Linked DNA regions of Homo sapiens: region 1 is linked to region 2. The links are chromatin loops, found by intact Hi-C in ENCODE. Cell type or tissue: tibial artery. All regions are shown on one strand. Links, peaks and the distances in the headings refer to the core of each region. The heading gives the core; the rest is flanking DNA. Region 1 overlaps PRDM2 (PR/SET domain 2). Region 2 has its middle 260 kb from the start of PRDM2.

The links. Peaks named below come from ENCODE experiments on the same cell type or tissue, not always from the same donor. Only the 100,000 strongest peaks of a DNase experiment are listed, where the experiment ranks them.
Region 1: it touches region 2 in a loop (2.1-fold over the local background); 49 of 110 quality-filtered maps call a loop at or near these places.

What each region holds. Positions count from the first base shown.
Region 1 is chr1:13,814,724-13,821,275 of GRCh38, reverse strand. It overlaps PRDM2 (PR/SET domain 2), which reads right to left. Exons shown (of 10, transcript NM_001393986.1): 9 at 4,706-4,849. The coding sequence ends at 4,729. Among named protein-coding and RNA genes, the nearest start is that of PRDM2, 120 kb to the right of the region's middle. In tibial artery, for the core only: no CTCF peak of the experiment used is centred there; a DNase peak (open chromatin) is centred at 1,507.
Region 2 is chr1:13,953,952-13,966,555 of GRCh38, reverse strand. It overlaps a transcript of KAZN not described here. Among named protein-coding and RNA genes, the nearest start is that of PRDM2, 260 kb to the right of the region's middle. In tibial artery, for the core only: a CTCF peak has its summit at 5,981 (motif pointing right); no DNase peak of the experiment used is centred there.

The DNA of each region.
Region 1 (6,552 bases), core at 1-2,500, 140 kb after region 2:
CCAGTTGTTTATGGAAGGCTTATTGCATACCAGGCACTTTGCTAAGGGTTTTTCATTCACTAACCTATGCAATCTTCTCAACAAACCCATGAGAGAGGTATTATTATTATTAACCCATTTCGCAGATGCGTGAATTGAAACACAGAGGCGTGAAGTAGCCACTGAAGGGATAGCTCCAGACACTGTGCACCTAACCACTACGCATGTTCATTTCAATTCCCTGAAATGTCTGATGGGGCTGGAAAGGGCTGTTTGCGGGGGAGTGGGATGTCTTCAAGAGAGGAGGCATCCCTTCCCAGAGGACGCCTGCTTATGCAGCAGACTGGCCTGTGTGCCCGTGCCCATGAGCCAGGGCAGGGGGAAGAAAAGGAAGCAGAGGCGGGGCCGGCTATGGAGTGGCTGTATTCCCTTGGCCTGGCGTGGCCAGCAAGTGTGGGTCTCCCCTGGGTCACGTGGGATCCATTAAAGGAGCCATCTTGCCAGTCCCCCACCGAGAGGGCAGCCCTCTGGGGAGGCCACAGCAGCAGGAGCTGGGGGCTGGACCTGAGGTGGAGGGGAGCTCTCATACAAGGGAGATGGGCCGGGATGGGCGACCTCTACACCCCCCACTCCCAGGACCCCAGGAGGGAGCGCATGTCAGAAATCCTGCCCACAGAGGGCCCTGAGGCCGCTGGTCTTAGCCAAAGGAGCAGCAACAGCTGAGAGAAGGATCACAATGGTGGCCAAACAGGTGAGAGGCTGTCCCTTCCCTGGGCCTCCCGCTGAACCCCTGGGGTAGGAAAGACACGGGGTGAAGACAGGATGTGCAAAGGAAGCCTCCCTATAGACTAGGCAGCACAGCACTTTTCTGCACTTAAAAGTGAACAGAAACCTCTGGGCTTTGTGTGAGTCACAGTAAAGAGGGTGCCACAGAGGCTGGTGAAAGGCAGGGCTTGCCAGAAACCAAGCACCTCTGTGTTCATTCTCGCTGCATTCAAACTGTCCGGGAGACGGGTGACGAAGCCTTGAATCCGGAATGGGCAAGAGCAGGCTAAGCAGCCAAAGCCATGGGTCCTTCGAGAAGGCCATCCTTTTTTCTGAACAAAACCCACATGCACACACAGTTTTGCAAGGAGGCACGGCCCAATTAGAAGTCGAAGATCCGTCCCGGGAATCAGAAGACCAGAGTGTTGATGCCAGTTCTGCCACACGCCCCTCCGTGTCAGTTTCCGTCTCTGTAAAATGAGGGCTTTGACCTGCACACACCTTCCTGAACTAAAATACTTTGCTGTGGCATTTTCATAAATCTGGAGCTATGTTAAACAGTGCTATGGACTGAACTGTGTCTCCCTAAAACCCTTATGCTGAAGCCCTAACCCCTCCCTGTGATGGTATTTGGAGGTGGGGCCTTTGGGAGGTGATTAGGCTTAGATGAGATCACGAAGCAGGGCTCACGATGAGATGAGTGGACTTCTAAGAAGAGACACCAGAGAGCTTGCTCTCCCCCAGGCCCCCGCCACGTGAGGACACAGCAATGAGGTGGCCGTCTGCAAGCCAGGAAGTGGGCCCTCACCAGAACCTGGCTATGGTGGCACCCTGATCTGGTACTTGCAGCCTCAAGAACCATCAGGAAATAAATTTCTGTTCAATATTTAAGCCACACAGTCAGTGGTATTTTGTGATAGCAGCCTGAGCTAACTAAGGCAAACAGTATAAAGAGATTTTTTTAAAAAATTATTTTAAAAATAATATAAGTAGCACATGCTTGGTGTAAGTACCAATTTAAAAAATGGAAAAAAAGCTACAGAAGATTTTAAGGAGCAAGTTACACGAAACTGCTGAGTTTGGAGCCTTCGTTGTTGGTGAGCAAACAGAGATCACAAGATGCAGAGGCAAATGACGTTAGGCCTCTCTTCATTTGATCGCTTCGCTTGGGAAACTGTATGTTTTTAAAGAAGGAAAAAGAAGGCCATCACCTAGGACAGTGCTTGGTGCTGGGGCAGAGCCTAAATTCATAAGGCTTGGCAAATGCTACATACATTTCATCTTCGTCATGGCCAAGCCTGCAGTGGCCAACAGAAATGGCCCAGTCTGTTTAGGAAGCCAGCCCAGCTGCACCTGGCTCTCCCTCCGGCTGCAGAGAACACCTGCTCTGGGGTGGAAGCAAGTCCCGGGTGCCCATCAACACAGAAGGTTCACGTAGCAGCCTTGGCCGCAAGGAGGATGCTGGACACAAATGGTTCCCAGAGTCGGAATTGTTCATCCTGGCATGGCCTCTCACTTTCCAGAAGACCCTAGCCACGTCCTATGTCTCTTCTCTTGGGGCCTCAATTTTTCCATCTGTAAAATGGGAGGTACCTCTCCCAGGGCCTCCCAGCTCTGTACTATCTTACAGTCCATTTCAACATTGTTCCATGAGACTCCAGCTCAGGGTCAAGTCTCCAGGTTCCCCTCTCAGGGAGCAGCCGGCCCCAGAGAGACAGGTTCAATTCCAGCAGCAGACCACAGACTCTCTGGGCAAGAGTGGATTTTATTTTTGCTCCCCTCCCCAAACCCCAGAGGAATAAAGCCAAGCCAGAAACTCCAACTGCTTAAGAAAGAGAGAAGTAAACAGCCGGGAGCGGTGGCTCACGCCTGTAATCCCAGCACTTTGGGAGGCAGAGGCAGGCAGATCATGAGGTCAGGAGATCAAGACCATCCTGGCCAACATGGTGAAACCCCGTCTCTACTAAAATACAAAAAAAAAAAAAATTAGCCAGGAGTAGTGGCGGGTGCCTGTAGTCCCAGCTACTCAGGAGGCTGAGGCAGGGGAATCGCTTGAACCTGGGAGGTGGAGGATGCAGTGAGTCAAGATCGCGCCACTGCACTCCAGCCTGGCGACAGAGCGAGACTCTGTCTCAAAAAAAAAAAAAAAAAAGGAAAGAGAGAAGTGAGGTCTTGGGGTTGGAGGGCAGGCAGAAGGAAGAAAGGGTCTTCTCTTCCTGGCATAATACAAAAGACCTCAGAGTTTCAGAATTCAGCCCATTCTTGCCTTGAACTACACTCTCATTCCAAACGACTCTGGTTGGTGTTTTAACCACTGCCTCGTGTTAAGCACACATTCCCAAACCTACGCGTGTCCCAGAACCAGGGGGCCATCTGCTAATGCAGGTTCCCTGGTCACACCCACCAGGATGGGCCTGTGCCATCAATACCCACCCACCAATACAAGCAGGGCTGTGGGGGGTGGTGGCCAGTCCCCTCCCTCCCATTAACCCCGTATTCAACATCTGTCCTGTGCCAACCACTTCCATGCTGGGCATCTCATAGGGGTGATGTGACTTCCCACAGAGATGTAAACTCAGGATTTGCTCACTGCAAGCTCCACCTCCTGCATTCACGCCATTCTCCTGTCTCAGCCTCCTGAGTAGTTGCGACTACAGGCGCCCACCACCATGCCCGGCTAATTTTTTTGTATTTTTAGTAGAGACAGGGCTTCAGTGTGTTAGCCAGGATGGTCTCGATCTCCTGATCTCGTGATCCACCTGCCTCGGCCTCCCAAAGTGCTGGGATTACAGGTGTGAGCGACCGCGCCCGGCTGAACTCGGGATTTTTTAATGGGGTTTGGCCCTATTCGTACTATAGTCCAGTAAATGGGATTTGAGCCTTTTTGGCCATTTTGTACATTTGGAACTGGACTCTGAGGTCTGTATTTATAAAAGCATCCTAGATCTTCTGATGTATGAGGTCCTCTGATCACTTTGAGATGCTGGCCTTGGGGACACAATGAATGCAGTTGTGTGGTGTCACCAACAGGGAGGGCCAAGCCTGCTCGTGGGTCACCAGCAGAATCCAGGTACTCCAAAAATGAAAAGTCTGGTTTCCATGTTTTTATCCAACAGAAATCTTAGAGTAATTCCAGGTTTTTACCATCAGAAAACCTAGGAAGAGGCTGTTTTAGTCCAAAATAAATCTGAGTTTTATATTTTATGGATTAGGACAGATTACATATCCCTTGTCTGAAATGCTTGAGACCCGAAATTTTTTGATTTTGGATTTTTTTTGGATTTTGGAATATTTGCACTACATACTTGCTGGGTCAGCATCCCTAATCCAAAAATCTGAAACCTGAAACGCTCCAATGAGCATTTCCTTCGAGTGTATTTCCTTTGAATGTCCTCACTCAGGTTCAGATTTTGGGGCATTTCAGATTTTGGATTTTTGGATTAGGGTTACTCCACCTGTATTATTTTGACTTTCAAAAACATTGTGAGAATAGGAACTCGGTCATCTTTTCTGGGCTTAATGCCTCTGAGGCAATTAAGAACTGAGTATAATTACTATTTTTATCATTATTACTCCAATAATGACTTACCTAGTGCTTACTATGTGACAGACACTCTTCTAGGTGCTTCGCACATTTGACACTCGTAATTGTCACAATCACCCTATAAAGTAGGTCCTATTGTAGTGCCCACTGTACACATGTGGAAACTGAGGCTCAGAAAGACTAAGTAACTTGCTTGAAGTTCGTAGCCAGCAAGTGGCAGAGCTGGGATGTGAAACAAGTGGTCCGGAGTCTGCACTCAGCTAAGTGCCCTCCTGGAGGGAGGCCCTGCACCGTGCCTGGTACACACAAGCAATCACACCCACTGCTTTCTCTCCTTCCCTCCCCACCCAAGACCCAAGCCCACACCCCCTTGACCCACCCAAACAGTGCCAGAAGCTGTTCCATCCTGCCTCGTACCTGTCAGGGAGCAGCCAGAGTGTCTACTCTTTGAAGAATGGTCCCTGGAACTGGGCTGCAGCTGGAGCTTTGACCTTCCTATACTGCCTGGTGATGTACGGGGCCGCTGGTGGAGAGCATCGGGACGCCAAGCGGAGGCTGTAGCTGTGCAGGAAGAGGAACAACACACATTGTCACAGGAGCCCAGCCCGGTGCCCTAGACATTGCTGGGGGGGCTTCCTTAGTGCTGGTCACCACTTCCCAGGCCAGGATAGGATTGCACTTCCTGGACACCTTGAGGCCAGGTGCCTGGCATCAGCTAATAGGACATGAGCTTTAACCACCAATGTGCACTTCTCCATGTCCCATCCACCAATTCTCTCCCCTCGGAGGCGATCGCAGAAGCACGGGCAAGAGGAGTGTCCATTGGGCTGGTTCTGAGACACCATGATGGGCAGTGCCGTCTGGTGACCCCCAGTGGACATGCAGGTGAGCCAGAATGACTCCGATTGCATCAGAACAGCGGCTGTGCCCTTCTCTGATTCCATTTCCCCACCTGCCTCCCTGCTCTCCCCTCCTGCCAGGCCCCAACACCCATAAGGAAAAAAGCATCTGGGGAGGTTACTATTATCAAAGTACAAACACACCTGCACATGGGCTGGGTTGTGGGGAATGGAGGCAGCTCCATTGCCCTTAACCCCACACTCCACATCTATCCTGTGCCAAGCACTTCCATGCTGAGTATCTCACAGGGGTGACGTGGCTTCCCAAAGAGGTGAATCTAGGAATTTCGGGGGCATGGTTTTGTACTATTTGTACAGAAAAGCACCCCCAACCACCGCCCCCAGTAAATGGGATTTGATTTTTTCAGAAGGGCTTTTAAAAAATTTATTTAAAAGATAGATAACTCACACCATTAGTCCTCTCCTTTCGTCACTCAGCTAACTCGTACTTCTCTTTCATAGCCCAGCTGGGATGCTACCTCCTCCAGGAAGCTTTCCTTCTTTAACTCCTGGGTGGGGTGTTCCTCCAACAGGCCCCTTAGGTGTCCCCATCCCACCTGAATTAAAAGCCCAGAATAAGGTGTCTGCCTTTCTCATGAGCTCTGAGATCCCAAGGTCAGGATCTTTGTCCTGTTCATTGTTGCATCCCCAGCTTGGCACAATAAAAATAAACATCCGGCCAGGTGCGGTGGCTCATGCCTGTAATCCCAGCACTTTGGGAGGCTGAGGCGGGTGGATCACCTGAGGTCAGGAGTTCAAGACCAGCCTGGCGAACATGGTGAAACCCTGTCTCTACTAAAAATACAAAAAAAAAATTGTCCAGGCGTGGTGGTGGATGCCTGTAATCACAGCTACTCAGGAGGCTGAGGCAGGAGAATCGCTTGAACCCGGGAGGCAGAGGTTGCAGTGAGCCGAGATTGTTCCATTGTACACCAGCCTGGGCAACAGAGCAAGACTCCATCTCAAATAAATAAATAAACAAACAAACAAACATCCACTGAGTAAGAGTGATACATACAGGCTCACTGCATGTCCAGAACTGTGCTAGGTATTTTCCATACACAAACAATCTAACTCTTCACAAAACCTACCCAGGTGGATACTGTTATTATCCCTAATTTACAGATGAGGAAACTGAGGCACAAAGAGCCTGTCACCTGTCTACCTCTCTAGATGGAAGAATGGAAAGTGAGGGAGGCCTCTGGACAAGGCGGCCCAGGTCAGAGGAGGTGGGAGGCCAGGCAGGTAGGAAAGCAGGAGGGACAAACACGCCCGGAACCCTACCTGCTCCAGGTGTTTGCAGAGCCAGCTCTGCCTGCGGGAACAGGAGGCGGGAATGGAGTCCAGCTCAAAGCTGGCACATGG
Region 2 (12,604 bases), core at 4,894-7,393:
CCCCAGAGATGTCAGGTCACCACTCTAAGCCAGGGCTTCCTTGTCAGTGACCCTGTCCATCCCATGGAGTCCTTCCAAGGATAGTGAGATCTGCTTCACACATCAAGACTGCAGGACCCCACCCCCAGAAAGCACTGTGAGGACCTGCTGCCGCCACTGTAAAGACAGGTCAGAGCCAGGGCTGAGAAGAAGTTCAAGCAAAGAGCTCTGGGGTCCAAAAGGCGCCCCCACTTGCCCTCCCATTGTCCCTGAAAGGTGGTCTTCGTTGCCTCCTATCGCTATTGCTGTTGCCATTTTCCTACCTGGTCCCTGAGCAGCCTCTCACTCAGGTGTGTTGAGGGAGTAGGAGGGAGGGAAGGAGTAGGAGGGAGGGAAGGAAGAGGAGGCAGGGAGAGAAAGCAGAGGAAGGGGAGAGAAATAGGTAGGGCTTGAGGAAGGGAAGGAGCAGCAAAGGCTTAGGAGAGCTCAGGCCCACCTCGGTGTTACGGGTCTGATGAGAAAGAAGGACTTGGAGAGCCGCCTGGACTGTGCTGCTCCCTCTCCCTGCTTTTTGCTGTCCTCTGCCTCCCCCTCCTGGGCTCCATCTCCAATAACCATGTAAATCAGGGAGGACCCAGCCCTTCTTGCAGGAGGACGTTCAGCTTGGCAGGAAACCAGCTGGAATCATGAACTCTGGAGGGCTCATGAGAGCTTCCTAATTCAGAGGAAAACATTTTACATTCAGGTGATGACATGGAAACAATGTAATTCAATCAGATAGACCCACCGGTTATGAGAAGACACTAGACTTTGCCCCGTGGAAATAGAGATAATTAAGACGCAGCTCCAGCCCTCCTTGACTTCACAGCAGAAGTCGCTGCGGAGTGAATTCATTCCATTCACCTGTGCATTGGGCATGATGCTGAGAGTTGGGACTATCGGGCTGCAGATGTATTCCCTGACTTCAGGAAGCTCCCAGTCTTGCTGGGAAATAGCAATGCGAATAAATACTCAAGTTGCAAGGTGGTAAGTGCCACACTTACCAAATAACAGGTCCAAAATATCAGGAAGTGATTCCTTCTGATGTAATAATTATTAAAAGCACCCACCTTAACAAAACACCACCACCCACTTTCCATTGTTGAACATCTGTCATATCCTGAGCACCGAGCTATACACTTGGCATCAGCATCTTATTCAAGCCTCAAAACAGCCCTAGAATGTGACGTCCCACAGCGTCTAGGGGCAGGTGCTGTGAATTTCCCAGGGCGTGAGTCACCATCTCCTCCCCAGGAGCCTCCCATCAGGTCCCCCTGCTTGGACCCTTGCCCCCTACTATCTAGTCTCAACACAGAACTTGAAATCATCTTTTAAAACTGCAAGTTAGATCCTGACCTCCTGCCCAAACCTCTCTAGCGCCCACCCCTCCATGTCACTCAGGGTGGAAGGCAGAGTCCCTGCCTTGACCTGCACTCATCAGGTGGCCTCTCTGTCCTCCCCTGCTGCTCTCACTCTGCCCTCCAGCCTCACTCTCCTGCTGTGTCTGGAATGCCCCAGGTGCGTCCCTGCCCCAGGGCCTTTGCTCTAGCCATGCCCTCCACCTGGCACCCTCTTATCTACACCACTTGCCTCACCAGCTCCCTCATCTGCTTCGAGTCTTTGTCCAACTGTCAGTTTCTCAGGGAGAGCTTTCCCTGCCAGCCTGTTTAATGCTGCGACCTGCACCCTTCTCACTGTGGTAGATTGACTGCAAGAGTGACCACAATTATCACCCCTCACTTTCCATCCCATAGCCACACCTTTTGTGATGTAAACTTTTTACCTCCTTCCTTCAAGAGCTGGCTGGCTTTGACTTGCTTTGGCTGACAGAATGCGGCAAAAGGGATGTCATGCCACCCAGTAGAGGCCTCAAGAAGGCTGGGATACTTGCCTCTCTCAGAACCCTGCTTCTACCACGAAAGCAAGCCTGGGGTGGCCTGCTGGAGCATGAGAGACTACGTTTAAAGAACAGAGTTGTCCTGAGGCCATCCTAGACCAACCGGTAACCACAGACACATGAATGAGCACAGTCCAGGTGAGCCACGACCAGAACTGCCCAGCTGAACCCAGCCTATTGCGGACTCACAGAACTACAGAACTAGGGGCTACATAAGCAGTTGTTGTTTTAAGCCATCAGGTTGTGTGACTATTTGTTACGCAGCAGTAGCTGACTGATTTACCTGCCTGAGTACTGTCAACCAACTTCTACTGCTTTCTTCTTTTTTGTCCACAGCACTTATTACCTTCTAATACACTATAAAATACACTTACTCGTTGTTAAACACCATTGTTTATTTCTATCTCCCCCATCTAGACTATATAGAACTATAGTATCTCCTCCAGGGAAGACATATGTTTTATTCACTGATGCACATAGAATATGCCTAGGATTGTATATGGCATATAGTAGATACTCAGTAAATAATTTTCAAGACAATTTTAAAAAATGGATGAAGAGTGTTAACAACCCCTACCACCACTATTTGAGCACTTGCAAATGGGAGACATTGTGCCAAGCTCTGTGATCAATCAGCCTATTTAACTCTCACAACAGCATTAGGAGGTAGATACTCTTATCCCGTTTTACTGATGACACAGCTAAGACTCAGAGAGGTTAAGTAACCAGATAGCACAGCTGGCAATTGGCAGAAGTAGGATTAAAACACAGGTATGATATCTAACTCCAAAGCCTATTATGACATCCAGTATACTGCCCTGTCATCCACTACCCCTACACACACACACACACACACACACACACACACACACACACACACAGACCACAGCAGAAACATTTAACCCTTTAAAGAACACAGAAGGAGATGAAGGTTTTTTGTTTTTTTGTTTTTTCATGGAGGAGATGATGGCTGAGCTAGGCTTTGATGCATGAATAGAATTTTAAGGGAGATAAGAAGTGGCTGTTACTTACTTAGAAAATTCTATAATTGCCTGGATGATAGACTCATTCATAAAGGAGCCAGAGGAACAATAATTAAAGCAATATCTTCTAACACAAAATGCCCAGTGTATAGAAGATGCTGTCTTCTTAGGTCTGAAGAGGATGTGGTCCATTTGGAATCACTATCCATGTGAGGAACTAAATAAGGACACAGCCAGCAACGTAGCTAGAGGATTTGGATCCAACAAGCACTTCTGCAGTGCCCACTACCGTCCCCAAATGGAGCTGAATGTTCTAGAAAATAAAGGAAAAATAGAAAATAAAAAATTCATACTTTCCCTTAACCTGCCTCCCTTGCTCACTTCCACCTTCTGATGTTTCTAAATCAGGTAGTTTCTCTCTTGAAAGTAGCCCTCAGCCTATTTTAGATGGTCCACAAAATCTCCCATCTCCTTGACTCTCCAGCCCCTCTTTCCCCACTCCCCATCACCACAGACATTAGAGAGATTTTTTAAACACAGGTAGTATAATATCCCTTCCTATCATATCCCTTTATTATCTTGTTGACACCAAGATAAAGTTCCAGCTTCCTATAATGATACACAAGTCCCTACAAACTGGCCCCAATTTGTCTCTTTAGCTTCTCCAAGACTTCTCCGTCACCAGAACACCCCCAAATCCTCCATTCACCATGGCTTCGAGCAAGCTGTCCTGACCACCTAAAACTCTCTTCTCTACTTCTCTACACCTCAGTTTTCTCATCTAGAGCATGGGTAGGATAGGCCAGGTGCAGTGGCTCATGCCTGTAATCCCAGCACTTTGGGAGGCCAAGGCAGGTAGATCACCTGAGGTCAGGAGTTCAAGACCAGCCTGGCCAACACCGTGAAACACTCACTCTACTAAAAATACAAAACTTAGCCAGGCGTGGTGGTGCACTCCTGTAATCCTGGCTACATGGGAGGCTGAGGCAGGAGAATCGCTTGAACCTGGCAGGTGGAGGTTGCAGTGAGCCAAGATCACGCCACTGCACTCCAGCCTGGGTGACAGAGCAAGACTCCATCTCAAAAAGAAAAAAGAAAATGGGTAGCATAAGGCCTATCACCCGGGGTTGTTGGGAAAGTAAACAAGAAATGATGCAAGTGAGAGCCTCTGAGGATGCCTGGCCCCAGAGAGCCCCACATGGTGTCAGGGCACCTGAGTCAGGAGCTCACCTCCTCCACCCCTCCACTGTGTGGACAAAGTTGCTCAGCATTCTGAGAAGGTGTTGCCTTCATCCTCAAGGCCAAAATCAGCCCCACCAGAGATAGGGACAAGGTATTGTTAAGGCCCCTTGTGAGAGTCACCTCCCCCAACTCTCTGGCCTCACCTCCTGCTCCGCCCCGACCCCCCTACTGCACCTGTAGCCACATCTGCCTCCTCACTGTCCCTCAAGTACCCAGCCCAGAGCCCCGGCACAGGCTGTTCCCACAGCTCAGAATGTTCTTCCCAGATATCCACACAGCTCACCTCCCTGCATCCACTTCTCCAAGTGTGAAGCACAACAGGAAAAAGAGGACAAATGTTCGTTCCTGCATGGCCAACGCTCCAGCCAGCAAGAAGCACCTAGGATCTATGCTGAGGTGAGAAGGATGCATAGGAGCTCACGCGGTGAGAAGGATAGAGGAAATGATCCCAGGCAAAGGGAACAGGTGCAAAGGCCCTGAGGGTGCAAGAGGGCAGGGCCACGTTCAAATAGGATCAGAGGGATGGACTGCCAATCAATTCTGACATTCACATTCAATATGACCTTACTGTATTGAAGCATTTCCAAGTGTGCTGGGGACAGAGGATAAAGAGAATTAGACGTGGATCCTGGCTGCTAATTCCTCCCTCCCAACTTTCAGTCCATCCCAGAGAATCTCAAGGTGAGGTCAGGTATGGTCCTTGTCTGAGTCCCTGTGGGCTACTATAACAAAGTAGTAGAAAATTGTTACTTCAATGTCACCCTGAGTGACTGCCTCTAGAATCTTTGACTCTCAAACATGAAAACATCTACTTGTACCACTGTATGTATTAACTTCTGGATAATTGCAGTGGAGAAAGAGACAGAGAGAAAGGGAACAAACCAATTGCACCCCTACAAGGCACCTTGGGCCTTCATTAAATATCATCAAGGCATCCCAGCCCAGCCCAAACAAAATGACTCCCATCCACCACTCCACTCCTGACCCTCTTGCTGTGGCTTTACTTTTCTCTGTGACATTTATGATCACCTGTTTATGGTCTGTCTCTCCTCACTAGAATGCAAACATCATGAGGTCAGGAATTTGTACATGTGCATGTGTGTGTGTATACGTGTGTCTGTCTGTCTGTTCTGGTTTATGGTTTATTCTTTGAGTGCAGTTTATGGTTTATTCTTTGAGTGCAGTAGAAGTCAAGTTCCTTTTGTTCAACACACAGAGACTCCACACACACGCGAACCCCAGGAATGAAATCATTACACTACATTATAAGTTGGAAGAAGAGGGTGGGGGCAGGAGAGGGAAAAGGGAGGTGGGAAAAAGGGGCTCAGCCCCTAATGTAGGGGAGAAGGAATGCAGGAACGTTGTCTCTTTTATTCTTTGCTTTCTTCTCAGCACCTAGAATGTGCCTGGCATACAGTAGATGCTCAATAAATATTTGATCAAATGAATGAATGAGTAACTGTCCCCTTCTCAGCCAGGGACACAGTGCCTGCAAAAGATGTTACCAACTGAACCTGGATGACAGAGCCACACAGCCCCCTGTCCTGAAGCCCCAGGTCCTGAAGCCCCAGGAGAGGGGAGCTGGATGGAGCTGAGGCCAGGGTTTTCCGAAGGCCTGGACAGAACACAGGAGCACAGACTCCCAGTAGCCCCCAGCCACTGACCAAGCCCTGACAGTCCGCCTTTGGAAACTTATCCTTCCTCGTGTCCTGGGAGACACTAGCCCAAGTAGGACCCGAATGAGGCCTTAGCAAATACAAGCCGATTTGGGAAATCATCCTGAGGTTTGGTCTCCCGGCGTCAATGTGATGCATTCATGCCATTCATGCTTTGACCACCAGAGGTCACTGTGGCTGCACGTAGCGTTCCAAGATGGCCCTGGTTAGGTGTGAGTTTGTGGTTCTGATTTCACCTTCATCTCTGTGGCCCGGCAAGTGGGAAAACGGCACCTTCCAAGGACAACTCTGGGACTAGTGCTGGCATTACTAGAACGTACATGACTTAAGGTATGTCCTTATAAAAGCCATAGATACAATCAAACGATCGGCTCTAAAGTTGGGCTGTCCGGGTTAGAATCCCAGTTCTGCCTGCCTGTGTGATGTTGGGCGAAGCTCTCTGCCTCAGTTTCCCCTTCTACAAAATGGGATAATGATAGTGCCGTCCTTGTAGGGATTTTGTGAGGACTAAATGAGTAATGCACACAGAACTTTTAAAACAATGCTTGGCATATACTCAAGAATTGTAGAAGTGAATTATTTATTATTGCTTTTCCTCCATATGGCTAAACATGATTTTTAATGATAAATTCTGTGATTATTTTATTAATGGCTTTTTCCCCATTAGACTGTACCCTTTGTGAAGGCGGGGGTGGGGTTTACATGTTTTTTGGACTTTTTATTATGAAAAACTTCAAATACACATGAAAATAGAAGGAATAGTCTGTATCCGTTTCTATTCATCATTGCCTCCTTCCCCAGCTCCAAATGCAGTGCCCACTGCATTATAGTCCTTCGACAATGAATGGCCATTTATTAGGTGCTATTTATAAGCCACGGAGGGTGTTGGGCAGCAAATCTAAAGAGAGTGAATCAGACCCAGGCCCTGTGCACAAGGAGCTCACAATCTAATGAGAAAGGCTGCCTTAATTTGGTAATTTCCCAGGGTGGAGGTAAATAAATTGAGGGTATGATGTGGACATCTCACCTGGTCAGGTGAGGTTTCCTGAAAGAAGCATCTGTGATCTATAATGAGAACTGAAGGATGCATAGGCGCTCATGTGGTGAGAAGGATGGGGAAATGATCCCATGCAAAGGGAACAAGTGCAAAGGCCCTGAGGGTGCGAGAGGGCAGGGCCATGTTCCAATAGGATCAGAGGGATGGACTGCCAATCAATTCTGACATTCACATTCAATGTGACCTTACTCTATTGAAGCATTTCTAAGTGTGCTGGGGACTGAGGATAAAGAGAATTAGATGTGGATCCTGGCTGCTAATTCCTCCCTGCCAACTTACAGTCCATCCCAGAGCATCTCAAGGTGAGGTCGGGTATGGTCCTTGTCTGAGTTCCTGTGAGCTACTGCAATAGAGATTCTGTACACTGGGTGGCTTATAAACAACAGCTCTGGAGGCTGGGAAGTCTAAGATCAAGGTGGTGGCAGATTTGGTTTTGGTGAGGACCATCTTCTGACTCACAGAAGTGTTTCTCGGCTACATCCTCACCTGGTAGAAAGCGCTAGCTAGCTCTCTGGGGTCTCTTCTGTAAGGGCACTAATTCCTGATCACCTCCCAGGGGCTTCTAGAGGGATCACTTGGGAGACACCTGCAATCACCTGGACATGGTGGAATCAGGGGTTGAGATTCATGATGGTGGGAGTGAAAATGGAAAGCAAGACTGTGGGTGGGCCTAGACCACAGGCATGATCAACAGGGCAGATGCTAACCAGGATGGGTGGGATGGATGTTCACACCTGGCTTTTCTTAGCTGCGGTCAGACCTCACCAATCTAGTAGAGCCTATAATTCTTACCAAGGACCTGAGCAGCCTAGCTCCTGCATTTCTCATCTCTGCCTCCAATTCACTTCCACTCCCGCCTTGGCTCCAGCCACATTGGTCTCCTCTCTGTTCTGAAATCTACCATGCCCTTTGGCTCTTCCAGGTCTGCCTCCCATAGATGTATCTATCTGCCCACAGGGCCTCGTCACCACCAGTTCTCCCAGGCTGGATGATTCCTACCTAACCCCCTAGTCTCTGCTTAAATATGACCCCAGAGAAGCCTTCCCTGATCTGCCCTTCAAATTAGTTTCTCTCCCAATATGTTAATTTTTAATTTTTTTTTTTTTTTTGAGATGGAGTCTGGCTCTGTCGCCCAGGCTGGAGTGCAGTGGCGCAATCTCGGCTCATGGCAAGCTCTGCCTCCCGGGTTCATGCCATTCTCCTGCCTCAGCCTCCCGAATAGCTGGGACTACAGGTGCCCGCCACTATGCCCGGCTAATTTTTTTTTTGTATTTTTAGTAGAGACGGGGTTTCACCGTGTTAGCCAGGATGGTCTCTATCCTCTGACCTCGTGATCCGCCCGCCTCGGCCTCCCAAAGTGCTGGGATTACAGGCGTGAGCCACCGCACCCAGCCAATTTTTAATTTTTAGTGAAGTGGAATTAAGGAAAAGTATAAGGCTAAATTTTTTAAAAATTAGCAATTGAATATCTACGTGTGCATAATTACAATAACTTCTGTCTTCCCCATTCCACTATAAGCTCTGGGTGCACACACATCATGGTTTTGGTGTTCCCTGTTGTGTACCTAATGCCTGAGCAATGCCCAGCACATGGTAAATGCTTAATAAATATATGAATGAACGAATGAGGTGAATATTCATGCACATGCCTATTCAATAACCTGAATTACTATCACATTCCCATCCTTGAATGTCCAGCACTGAACGTCCCTGTTCCGTTTCCTGTTCCCTGGATGTCATCATCATACTTCTACTGGTAGTAGCCACCCCTGTCCTATTAGAAACAAAGTGCTGTGGTTTGGATGTTTGTCCCTTCCAAGTCTCATACTGAAATTTGGTCTCCAAATTTGAGATGGGGCCTAATGAGAGGTGTTTGGGTCATGGAGTGGATCTTTCATGAATAGATTAACGCCATCCCCCAGAGCGTGAGTTCTCACTGTCTCACTCACTGGTTCCAGTGAGAGTTTATTCTTAAAAAGTGCCTCACATCTCACCCATCCCCACCTTGCTTTCTCTCTCACCCGGCGATCTCTGCACACCTGGCTTCCCTTTGCCTTCTGCCATGAGTAGAAGCAGCCTGAGGCCCTCACCAGATGCAGATGCCCAATCCTGAACTTTCTAACCATCAGAATTTGGGAGTCAAATAATTTTTTTCTATGCAAATTACCCAGCCTCACATATTCCCTTATAGCAACACTAAATGGACTAAAACACAGGGGTACCCAACCCAAACCCATCCCCAAGTCACTCCATGTCTGATTAACCTTTTACTGTCTGAAGGGCACTCATTACTGTCAAATTATCTTAGTTTAGCTTGCTTAGCTGTTTCCTGTCTCCCTGTCCCAGAAGAGCAGGGATCTGGATTGTCTCTCTCACTGCCCATATCCAGGGGCACTGGCCTTAGAGTCTGCATATATCATTTTATTTTGCATTTCCACACATTACGAGTGAGGGGACAGAAGTCTGGGGAGGCCACCTGACTCCTAGGTCAGGCTAGTCATTGGCCAAGTAGCAATGATCCGAGTCTCTTACTCCCTGATTCATAACCTTCTCCGGGATCCTGGCAGGTCACAAGGCTCCAACACAAGGCAGGATTTCTTCTTCTACCCCAACTGCTGGAGCTTCCCTACAAGGCTCAGAGTAAATGCAAGATCATCTCATAAAGAAGACTCACAATGGTCTCCCCAGCCTCATCATGCCCTCAGCTACCCACCAACATACAGACAAAATTAATACAATTCATACAATTAGACTCCTGACCTGGGATGCCATAGCTTCACTTAGTAACCAACAACTCTCATGTCCTTGGAAACATTCCTCCCTTCCTTGGGTCTTTATTTACTCATCTATCTAAAAAACAAAACACAGGTGAGCAGCTCCCTCAATCTCTTCCCACATCTTCTCTATACATCCTTCAAGTCCACGGTTTTTGTTTTTTAATCTGAAAGTAATAATTTTTTCCCAACAACAAAATAGTGGGTGCATATCATGCTCCAAGCATATGCACAATCACATTATGAGTGCAGACTTCCTGCGAGAGCCAAAGCAATTACCATACCATTAGGTGGGCCATGCTTGGAGTACACAAACTTAGTCACGAGATTCCTGGAGGGATGCCCAGAAAGAAAAGAATAATCGTATGCATGTCAGAATACTTCCTAAGAAATATTTCTCCTAAAAGTTCCTTTTGAAACATGAGCTGGCAGGGAATTGGAGGACAGTTTTGTCATTGGTCAGGAACAGGCAGGAATTAAAGATAGAGACAAAGGGACATGTCTCTGGATGCAAAAATGTAAACAGTAAGCCCACCGAGAGACTTGGGGCTGGAACTGGCCAAGCTGACATTTTTATAAATGATCAAAAAAAAAAAAAGAAAAAAAAGAAAAGAAATGATGTAGTAACATCTACAGACATCCCTAAAAATTATTGCAGGTTGACATTCCAAGTAAGGAAGACTCAACTTGAAGACTGTACACATTAGTGACAATGACAAAGAGGGAATGCCAGCAAGGGAATGTAATAATGATTTAGAGAAAATTAATACAAAACAACATTATCTCAGTTAATAAAAAATGGGAACTGAGTTTCCGGTTCTAATTGGGATTAATTAATGCACCCATCACTCATTCATCCAGCAGCCTTTACAGAATCCTCACTACAGGTCCTACGAGGTGCTGGGATGATGGGCGCTCATGATGAGCAGACACCAGTGATGAGTCCAATAGAAGGACGTTTCTTAGAATGACTGGCGTGACTCTACAATCATGGGCCGCAGGCTGTAACCCTCTGGAGAAGATGGCCCACCCCAGAGGAGGGGTACTAAGAAGTCCCAAGGACTTTCCTCAGTGCCTCTTCTTTCATTTATCCCTAAAGGTTGGAGTTAGGAAGGTCATGTTCACATAGTAGGAATGTACTGTCTTTTAAGAGAAAATGTTAGTTATATTAAGATCTAATAGTAGAGAATTTTTAATGAGCCCCAAAAGGGTAGAAAATTTTTAAGAAAAGCAAGCTGGCTTTAAGGCTCACACACCTGTGGTTTGTCCAGTTGTCCTCTCCTTCCCAGATTCCTGAGGTGGAGAACATCTTTGTGAAGAGTTTGGGCCATAATCCCAAAAGACACCACCCCAAATGCCATCATCCCCAATGTTGAATTCCTGAAAGACCAAAATCCCTAAAGTCTAAAATCCCAAAAATCACAATCCCAAAAGACCAAAATCCCAAAAATATACTTTAAAAAAATAATAATTTTAAAATTATTTAAAGGACATTTATTTATATTTTAAAAGGAGATTTATTCATATAAAAACTTGAGGCCACTTTACACAGTAAAATAGGCAATAAAAACATGTATTTTTATAATCATTAACACTCAGGTATACTAATGACAGTCATACGGGTATAACGGTTATGAGCAGACGGACCATATTAATAAAGAAATAGCTTATATAACTGTGGTCATCTGAAATACCACGACAGACAACCTAAATCTTTTGATGAGATCAATCAAAAACCACCACAATTCACCACCCATATACAGTCACCCAAAGAGCTGATATGTCAAGAAATTTTACCTTTCACAAGTGCAGGTATGCAAAAATGACATAGCTTCATTTTCTGAGGACCTTTCAACATTTTTACATACACACACAGTGCCTTATACACAGTCAAAGTGAAAATGTTACTTTCGAGGAGTCAAATTTGCAACAAAAAAAGCCTAAGACGAATTGGAGCTCTCTAAAAGTCTTTACACAATTTATACTTCTAGCATTGGAAAGAGGGTGAAGATGAAAAACACAGCATAGCAATTCGTAAAAACTAATGCTGACAATTTAAAATAGTGGGAAAGAAAGTAAAAAAAGAAAAAAGTCCAACCCCCTCAAGAAAACTAAAAAGAAATCTCAACATATGGAAGAATGTATTACAGGGATAAATTATGGGCAATTGCATGGAGGTAGTGCATAAGAGCTGGCCGACTTCTGAAGTCTTGCATGGTGATGAATGCTTGCTTTTCTTTTAGGGCATGGCTGTCCTCAGAGAATATGTTCACATTCATTTTCTACATGGCACGGCACTGCTTTTTTGAAATTCTTCTATGAGTTGACATGCATGAACACAAGCATTCCCTATGAAATTTTCCCATCTTCTTTGCCATGCTTCTATGTTGTTTTGAGTATATAAAAATCCATTCTGCATGCACTCATACACAGACCACAGATTTGGCAGAAACAATCCTGGTGATCAAAACAGCAACCCCATCACATCTTATCCTGTCATGCACAAAATTATTTTTGAACCAGTCAGTGATTTTGCTGACTTCTTCAGGAAAGCAAGTGTGGTTTTAATTCAACAAAAAAGCTCCCAGAATGTCATCAGCTGGAAGCAATGCCAATGCAGACACATGATGCGGTTTTGTGTTGTTGGTTTTTTTGTTTGTTTGTTTGGTTGGTTGGTTGGTTTTATTTTTGTTGTTGCTGTTTTTGAGACAGAGTCTCATTCTGTTGCCCAGGCTGGAGTGCAGTGGCGCAATCTCGGCTCACTGCGACCTCCGCCTCCTGGGTGGTGCGTTTTTAAACTGCAGTTTTTGTTGTTCGTGTATTGCTCAGCCACTCATTCATCTGAATTTTCCAACAAATGCATGGGGCCGAATGGAAAAAAACAAAGTTTACTGATAATACATTGAGATTCACTTTTTGAAGACTTGACCACACCTAATGGCAAACCTGCCATGGTT